Regions from separate parts of the Homo sapiens genome. Here all the other regions are linked to region 2. The links are chromatin contacts, found by Hi-C or POLR2A ChIA-PET in ENCODE. All regions are on one chromosome and are shown on one strand. Each heading gives the region's core, a stretch centred on a gene start or an enhancer-like site at or near the end of the contact. The rest is flanking DNA. Distances are from core to core; before and after follow the strand shown. Region 1 holds the start of FOCAD (focadhesin). Region 2 has its middle 17 kb from the start of MIR31HG. Region 3 has its middle 210 kb from the start of DMRTA1.

Region 1 (2,700 bases), core at 170-2,669, 890 kb after region 2:
TTCCACTAATCTATAAAAGCAAGTGAAAATGCTTTGAAAATTGCATTTTTATGCAATTGTTTCAATATCATACCTTTGTATGTAACATTAAAAAGCTCATGATTACTTCATTTCAAAATTCAGATGAGTCACAGTGCTTTCTACGCAGGAATTGGATGTGAATCAAAATTGTAAACATGCACTTGCTTGGTAGTCAAAAAGTGAATGTGGACAGATACAATGTTCGTTGACACAGTAAAACATAATCATAAAATGCATCCTGTGTTTTTAAAATAGTTACTTCCTGTTAACACAGTTCAGGAAACATGCCATCTACCCTCCTCTCCTGGAAAATCTCAAAATTATACTAATCCCATTCCTCTTCTTACAGATAGGCCACTGAAACCTGGAGTCATTACTGATACAGTTATCAGGATTACACCCTCAGAGCCACGATGGTTTCAGGGATACTAGAACCTGAAAATAACAAAAAAAAAAAAAATTTCCAACTCAAATCTAGACAATAAAACTAACATATAAACTGGAATAAAACGCAGGAAATGCCGATTTTAATACCTGGTATGAGGCTGACCATTAAGGCATCCATCAAAAAAGTTTGGAATGTATGAATGAATGACTGCATGAAATTGGCAGGATTTCATTCATTTCAAAAGCTCCAAATTCAGGAACCACACTGAGATATCAGGACGCCACAGCTGAAACTAAAACTCATGAAGGGTAAATGCAACATAACTGCACGTCTCCACGCGTTAGCTGCTGCGAAAATTTCAAAACATACATCTAACATACTCTTTCTTCAAGTAATTGCCGCAAGTGCGGACGGAGCCAGAGAACTAGGAGACTGAAAACAGGCCCTGCTCACCCATAAGCCTTTGCATTATAAGTGGACATGATCTGAGTGAGTCACCGGGAATGAGAAGGAGACAGTCACCCCAGGCCAGGCAGGACGCGGCCAGAATCTCCTGCTCTGCCCCCAACTAGGGAACCGGTCGAAGGAGAGTGGGACGACTGCAACCTGCTGCAGCTAAGTATGCAAGGATCGCGCCGACCGGCTTCCGAGTCGAGATCCCACTAAGTCCCACCGCAGTCACCACAGCCAGCCCTGCCCAGGTATCTCGGAGCTCCGTAACCTCAGAAGGCCTAGTCCTCCAGAAGCTGAGAGCCCCAGCAGGACCGGACGAGGGCAAAAAGCCCCCTCCCGGCTGCCCCTCGCCGCGACGCGGCCCTGCCGCCACATGCTCCACTGCCCCGTCTCCCAGCTCAGCCCCAGCCCCGCAGGGCCTCAGCCGCCCTCCATGCAAGCCGACCGGGCCGCAGGCGGCGCGACCCGGCGGCTCCCGAGCAGGGGTGCAGCGGTGGCAGCCCGCCGCCCCGCACGGCTTACCTCCCTTCTGCCACAAGCTCAGCCCAGCGCCGGCTGCCTGACGTGGCCCGCCCCGCCGCCTCGAACGCCCGGGGGCGGGGACTGCAGGAGAGAGCCAATGGGCTGCATATCGCGAGGCCCTGTTCCGCCTCCTCCGGCTGGGGCCCGCCCTCCCCGGCTCGCGCGCACGCGCGTCTAAGGCCCGGGCCGCGCACTGCGGTTGAAAGGCGGCGTGGGCGGCGGACCCGCGCTCTGCAGCCGAGCTGGTGCGGGGAGGGCTGCGCGCGGGGGCTGGCTGTGGAGCAGCACCGCAGTGAGGAGTTAGCCCAAGGAAAATCAGATTAAAGGAAACTGCCTAGAGATGCCACTGCAGCGTGCCCGGGTAGTCCTGTTGGCAGCCTGCCCCTATGCAGCTTTTGGCAATACAGAACAGCTTCTTGGTATTTGGAGATTTTGTTTCTCGGGGGAAATAAATAATACTGATAACATTAAGGATTCAGAAAATTTAAAGCAGACAGCCGACTTGCCGCGAAGACGCTTCGTTCTTCGCCTAATAGCTACTTGGTGTCTTTACTTCATTTGGCCAACACATAACACTGCAGCTCTCCACGCCACTGTGGTATATCCACTTGTTAGATAGTCCTGAGGTAGTTCTAGCCCAAGTGTTTCTGCTGATCTAATCTGGGGGGAATTGGCGCGAGTAATTATTCTGTTACGATTTTGCGCAATACTTACTGAATGATAAACATGTATTTTCTCGTGGGGCGGGGCAGGGGCTCCCACGTGAGAAGGCTGTAACAGACAGACAGCAGCCACGATGAAACACGCTGAAAAGAGCCAGCAGAAAAAAACGAGGAGAGACTGGTATGACGGAGTGGAATTCCGGTTGTGGATGACAGAATGGAAATTTTACGCAAGATGAAAGAGTTAAGACAAATTACTCTAAAAATATCTGACTTAGTTGTTTCTAAACCCTGGGGCACCCTTAGGAAAAAATAAAAATAAAAAAACAAGTGCCTGGGCCTCATCACTTGGTTGAAAAAGGTCTGCTGCCAGATCTTGACATTGATATTTTTCTAAGTTTCCAAAGTCATTTTAATGTGTAGACAAGAAGTTCTGTTTCTCATTTGTAGGAAGAATTTGGTTCCCCATCACCTCAGAAAAGTAATTATGTATCACAGACCGTTAACAGTTTTCCCAATAACCAACTATGCATTCACCCTCTAAGAATTTATCTAAATTAATCTTGGGGCCAGGTGGGGGGGCTCACACCTGTAATCCCAGCACTTTGGGAGGCCGAGGAGGGCGGAGTTCAAGACCAGCCTAGGCAACGTGGT
Region 2 (2,700 bases), core at 31-2,530:
CTTATTTCAATTATTTTTACTTGCTTCACTTTGTTTTTCTGTATTTTCCAAGTTTGCTGTCATCATTAGAAAAAAATTATAGAAGAAAAGAGAAAAACCAGAACAAAAGCAAAACTCTCATCATATAGGCTCAATTAGATGCAGAAAGAGAAGAGAAACTTAATGCTGGGCATCTCAAGTTGACGTGAGTTTCCTTTGTGGTCCAGCTTCTGTATAGCATATCTAGCATCAAAAATCCAACCCAAACCAGGTATTGATTTTAGTCGACCACCAGATCTATCTGATACAAAACAGAATGACAAAGTGACCATCCAAGTAAATACATCATTAGGATGCATCAATCTAATGTCCAGAACAAAGGAGGTGATGGCTCAGCCTACTGTGGACTCACCAGCCCCTGTCTGGATGGTATGGTTAGCGCTGTGCACCTGAAACAGAATGGTGAATAACTACAGTCTGTCCAGAAGAGGGTAGCCATAATGGCAAAATGTCTTGAAACCCTATGACATTGCTGCTTAAAACTCCTCCCTGTTTTTTTATTATTTTTGGAAAAATGTCCCTAAGTCTACAAAACCCAGCTTCATCTGGGAAGACCCTCCCTGACTCAAAAGTCTATTCATGCAGTTTTTGTTTCAATTCCTTCTATAGATCAAGTTACTCCTCACTTCAAAACTTAGAATCCCCTGGCTCGTACTTTGAATTATTTTTTGAATGAAGGAATGAATTCTGTAAAGCCTGTCTGTATATTTTTATGATCACCCTCCCCTTCTACATCTTAATTTCTACATAATGTTTAGAAAATGAGATTCTAAATCTGAAAAAGAGAAAACAGGTGGGAGAGGAGGGGATATGATTCCTTCTGTTTAACTCCATTAACTAGAATTAAGATTAATTACAGTTCTAAAACCATAAGGAAGAACGTTCTAAAAACTACATTTAAAAACTAGTATTGGTGCAAGGAACTCCCCTGTATGAAGTGTGTGCAAGTCATATTTGAGCATAAGCATGGGTTGGAGTTATCATAAAGGGGATTTTTCTGTCAGGTAGCTGAGTTTCATTACTCTCAAGAAATTACTTCAAAGTACGTGATTCTGTGACTTAGCAATCTCTTTGGCTATAGAGGCACTACATAAGGAAGAGAAGATTTAAGATGACAGGAGGCATAGAGCTAAACAAAGAAAAGCTTGGGGAAAAAAAGGAAATGTAACACTGTCTCAAAACATTTGATCTCATCATTTCGAGCCTTCTCTGAGGCTAGGGTTGGCAGGCCTCCCAGAGAAACCAAAACAAAGCAACGTAACAGGGCACCACAAAACAAAAGGGGACCTAAGCTGGGCAATGAGAAGATGAAAGCACTGTGTCCAGATTCACTGAAGAGAGAGACGAGATATGAAAGGCAGCCTTTCTCTTTAGGGTCCTTTTCAATTCACTTAAAAGCACACCTTTGAAATGAATGTCCTCAGCAGAGAGAGGGCCGTTCCCTGAATCCAGAAGTTGAGGCGTTAATTACCATGGCTAAAGGAATGTGTTGAAATGTCAGTGCAACTGCTTTCTCTATCTTCACTATCCTTAACCAAAAGTTGTGTCATCAGTCTGGAATGAGCAATGCCTGCTCAACAAACCCAGCTTTTTTCCTTCTCTTTGTATTTGCTTATTCACAGTTCAGAAATTGTCCAGTGACCTTCTTACTGTCTAACCAAGGGAATTCATATTGTTGTGGAAAGGAAAACAACTTCCATTTGGTTTGAGTGAAAGATCCACATGATGTTTCTGTTTGAGACGTGAAAGATGAAAACTGAGCTATACTGTATAGCTTAACCTTATTAAGGGGTGATTTGTTTCCCAGCTACAGTGTGGAAACTCCTTGTGAGGTAGAACACAAATGTTTTACCTTTTTTGACTGCTGCTAAAAGGTATTTATGTTTTTTGGGTGCTATGATGTTTATTGGGTTCTCACTATGTTTCAGGCAATGAGCCGAGTGATTTGTATGCATTATGTCCTAAATCCTAACAATAGCCTGGAAGTAGATCCAATTATAGCCCTTTTCACAGAAAAAGCCTAGAGCGGGTAGGTTGCTTACTTCAAGTCTACAAGCTTCTAAGAAGCAGAGCCAGTTATATATTTGAGAGTTTCATATATTTGCACATCACCTGTCCGCTGTAGTTCAGCATAAAACATTGTCATCTGCTGCTATGGACAGATAAATATCCTTCACACTTCTTGTTCATTATGACAGAAGCAGGTACAGTAAAAACAAATGATGTTCAGAGAATGGTTCATATCAACTGTATACTCTTTTTTGCTGTAAGAATTGGGAAAGGCCAAGGTGGGCGGATCGCTTGGGCCCAGGAGTTTGGGACCAGCCTAGGCAACATAGGGAGACCACAAATCTACAAAAAATTACAAAAATTAGCCTGATATTGTGCCATGTGCCTGTAGTCCCAGCTACTTGGAAGGCTGAATTAGGAGGACTGCTGGAGCCTGGGAGGTCAAGGCTTCAGTGAGCAGTAATCATACCACTGTACTCCAGCCTGGGCAACAAAGCAAGACCCTGTCTTACACACACACACACACACACACACACACACACACACACACACAAAATTGGGCAAGTATGATAGTATCAGAATTAGGAAACACATAATATTACATTTATTTTAACTTTGTTATTAAAAATTTCAAGTACATTTCAAAGTAGA
Region 3 (2,700 bases), core at 123-2,622, 660 kb before region 2:
CAGATGAAGAATAAAACATGGAGTCCAAAAAGAAGAAAACTTATGTCTAGTGTCAAAAGGTAGCAAAGAGCTCAGTGAGTTCAAAAAGAGTTTTTTAAATGAATGGGTAGGAATATAATGAGCAAGGCAACAGTGACCTAAGATAAATCTAAAGAAGTGAGTAGACTAGAGTGGCTCTTTGAGACTGAATTAAAATGTTTGAACTTTGTTACATGCAGTGAGGATCTTAGAAATCACCTTGTCTAAATTTACATTAAATGAAAAATATAGATATCAACAGCTCCCATGTCAACAAGCTGAACATGTCACTTCTTGAACCCATGATTATCAGGGAATTTACTGCTAAAATAGCCAGTTTTGATGCTGCTTATCATAACTATCAGAAACTCTGCCTAACAAGTTATTTTGTGTGATTTACCTTGATCTTATAGAACAGGTTTGTATGAAAGATCCAGGGCAAGTCAGTAGATCAGAATTACAAAGCTGTGAGATGTGGTTTGCTCCAAAGACTCAGATGAAGATGGATCAGAGTGGCATTTGCAGGGCTCTGGGTGAGGCAGTGAACACTTTTGCCCAGAAGACCACTACAGCAAGGGCCATGTCGAAGGCATGGGGTGAAGTGAGGGGAGTAGACAAGGGGTTTTAAAAATTTTTTAGTGTCTTCCAGATACTAGACACTATGTGAGTTGTCTTCAGGTTTCATATCATCATCACAACCACCTTATGAACTAAGTATAATCACCTTCATTTACAAATGAGGAAAGGAAAACTCAGATTATTAGGCCCTCGTCTCTGAGGACAGAACTGAAGTCTTTCACCACCAGCATTTGAAAAAGACCTGCCCTCTTTCCACCGATGAAGATGCTACCCAATAAAATTCAAGCCCAAACAGAATAAAGAGGTCAAAAGTTCCCTTTCACGTAAACCTTTGTCTTATCTTAGTATGACCCTCAAAATATCCACCCAAAGCAGGCTATCAATATCTGTTAATTAGTTGATGAAATGACATGATTGTGGCCATTCTGTAGTCTTTAAAAGGAGATCTATTTGTGTCAATAAACAACGAGCTCATTAAAAACTACCCATAAAACAATTAGGCCAAGGGAATTTTGTCTGATAACAGTGAAAGAAGGAAGTGAGGATTTAGCTGCAGATTCTGGAATGAGCCTGTTTATCCTCCAGGACCACAGCAGTTTTGTCTTCAGGCTTAAGATAAATCACTGTAAGTGTGAAGGTGTTCAGAAAAATAGGTTCTGCCATTGCTACTATGTCCTGAAGTTTCTTCCAGTTTGCCTTTGAAGAACACAGCCACTAAACCGCCGCTAGATGTCCTCAAAGTAAAAAAAAAAAAAAAAAAAAAATTATGGCAGAAAAGTACTTCGGCACTTTTAGGAACTACATTGACTTATTTGTCTAGATTATTTGACTCCTGAGCTCTAAGTGAGATAGAGGGATTTGGTAGTTAAACACGAACATCCGACCTCTGTAAATGAAATAGAGTTCTGTAAAGGAAAGGGCATTTTAGTAACTTCTCATTTTCATTTTAATTAGGATTTGTATTACTCTCCTTCAGGAAAGCAGGCCAAAGAGACTGAAGGAGCAATGGAAACATTATCCTCACCAACACTGACCAGTCACCTGAAGAGCACTGTGAGTGAATAACCCGTGGGGCCAGCTACTTAGCAATTTCAAATGCACAAAACCTGTGCTCTGGCCTATCTTTTAACATCAAAACAGCTGAAAAAAAAATTGAATAGTTGGATTGCGATTTCCTGAAATAGAAGCTGCAATACCTTTGGTTTTTTAGTTATGATATTAGCTAGTGAAAAAGCACAACTTAGCAAAGTATGTTCCCCAGTTAGTCTTTTAAATAAACTCAGACTTCCGTAGTCCCCATTGGTCTCTACAGGCTCAGAGGCCCATTTCCTCCTCGCCCCTTACCTTCCTTTTAGTCTCTTTTTCTTTTCCAGTCCTTTTCCCATCTTTGGTTCTTCTGTCTCTCCTCTTCATTTATTCCACTCTTTTAACAGTATCTTAGTTCACCATTTTTATACACAAAAAATCAACTTCTTGATAACAATTTTTAACATATTCAACTGAAATAATAAGCACTTGCCATGGTTTTCAAGAGTCAGGAAAAGGAAACAAAAAGAGGGGGGAAAAGAAGAATAAAGAAAGAAGAGGAATGAGAAAAAGAGAAAAAGATTAGAAAACAAGTTGTTCTATCTGTACTTGTTCGAAACTTGAGAAGAAAAATTAAGTTACAGAGAGATGGGGGTTGTGGGGGTAAGAGCTGTAGAAAGCTGTTTTCCTTCATTTTCTCTGCCTCCTGGAGCACTGGCCTCCTATATCATGTGTTAGGAATTTCTAATCTTACCACAGCCAGATGACTCATGCCCACTGACTGAGTCTTTAGACTTCTACAAAACACCTGAAAAGATAAATTTTAATTGAGAAAACAACCTCTCACTCCAGGGTATGCTTTCAAGATAGGTAGGGGGATTTTCAGCATTTATTTCCATTTTGTTCACTGAAGACTCATAGGGCTTAATCTTAATTTCAGACATAGTTGTGTCTGACAGCCAGAGACTATTTTCAGATCAAGGGATAAACTGGCATGGACTAAGACTTGCTTCTGCCTAGGAATAAAGACTGAAATGAGTCAAAGTTGTCCTGATTTGGGACACAAAGCATGAGGTT

What was found. A loop is a pair of places that touch in the nucleus more often than their neighbours do. ChIA-PET counts read pairs that join two places held with the same protein, here RNA polymerase II (POLR2A). Pooled maps may share reads with other maps.
Region 1: a pooled map shows a loop between it and region 2 (2.2-fold over the local background). The contact joins the promoter of FOCAD here to the enhancer-like site in region 2. A Hi-C loop is called at or near these places in 4 of 50 pooled maps. POLR2A ChIA-PET finds 5 or more read pairs at or near these places in 2 of 52 experiments (AG04449 and AG04450).
Region 3: a loop to region 2 is called in a pooled map, with 2.8 times the contacts of the local background. The contact joins two enhancer-like sites. A Hi-C loop is called at or near these places in 4 of 50 pooled maps. POLR2A ChIA-PET finds 5 or more read pairs at or near these places in 2 of 52 experiments (HEK293 and MCF 10A).

Annotation. Positions count from the first base shown.
Region 1 is chr9:20,682,978-20,685,677 of GRCh38, reverse strand. It overlaps FOCAD (focadhesin), which reads right to left and starts at 1,419. Exons shown (of 44, transcript NM_001375567.1): 1 at 1,385-1,419. It overlaps FOCAD-AS1 (FOCAD antisense RNA 1), which reads left to right and starts at 928. Exons shown (of 2, transcript NR_121601.1): 1 at 928-1,110; 2 at 2,137-2,376. RefSeq lists an enhancer at 977-1,717 and a silencer at 1,117-1,816.
Region 2 is chr9:21,575,336-21,578,035 of GRCh38, reverse strand. No RefSeq gene overlaps it. Among named protein-coding and RNA genes, the nearest start is that of MIR31HG, 17 kb to the right of the region's middle. RefSeq lists a silencer at 1,007-1,056. Within about 2 kb of position 1,280, at least 10 of the 41 ENCODE cell types and tissues checked have a DNase peak (open chromatin) inside an H3K27ac peak, as active enhancers do.
Region 3 is chr9:22,237,788-22,240,487 of GRCh38, reverse strand. No RefSeq gene overlaps it. Among named protein-coding and RNA genes, the nearest start is that of DMRTA1, 210 kb to the left of the region's middle. Within about 2 kb of position 1,372, at least 6 of the 41 ENCODE cell types and tissues checked have a DNase peak (open chromatin) inside an H3K27ac peak, as active enhancers do.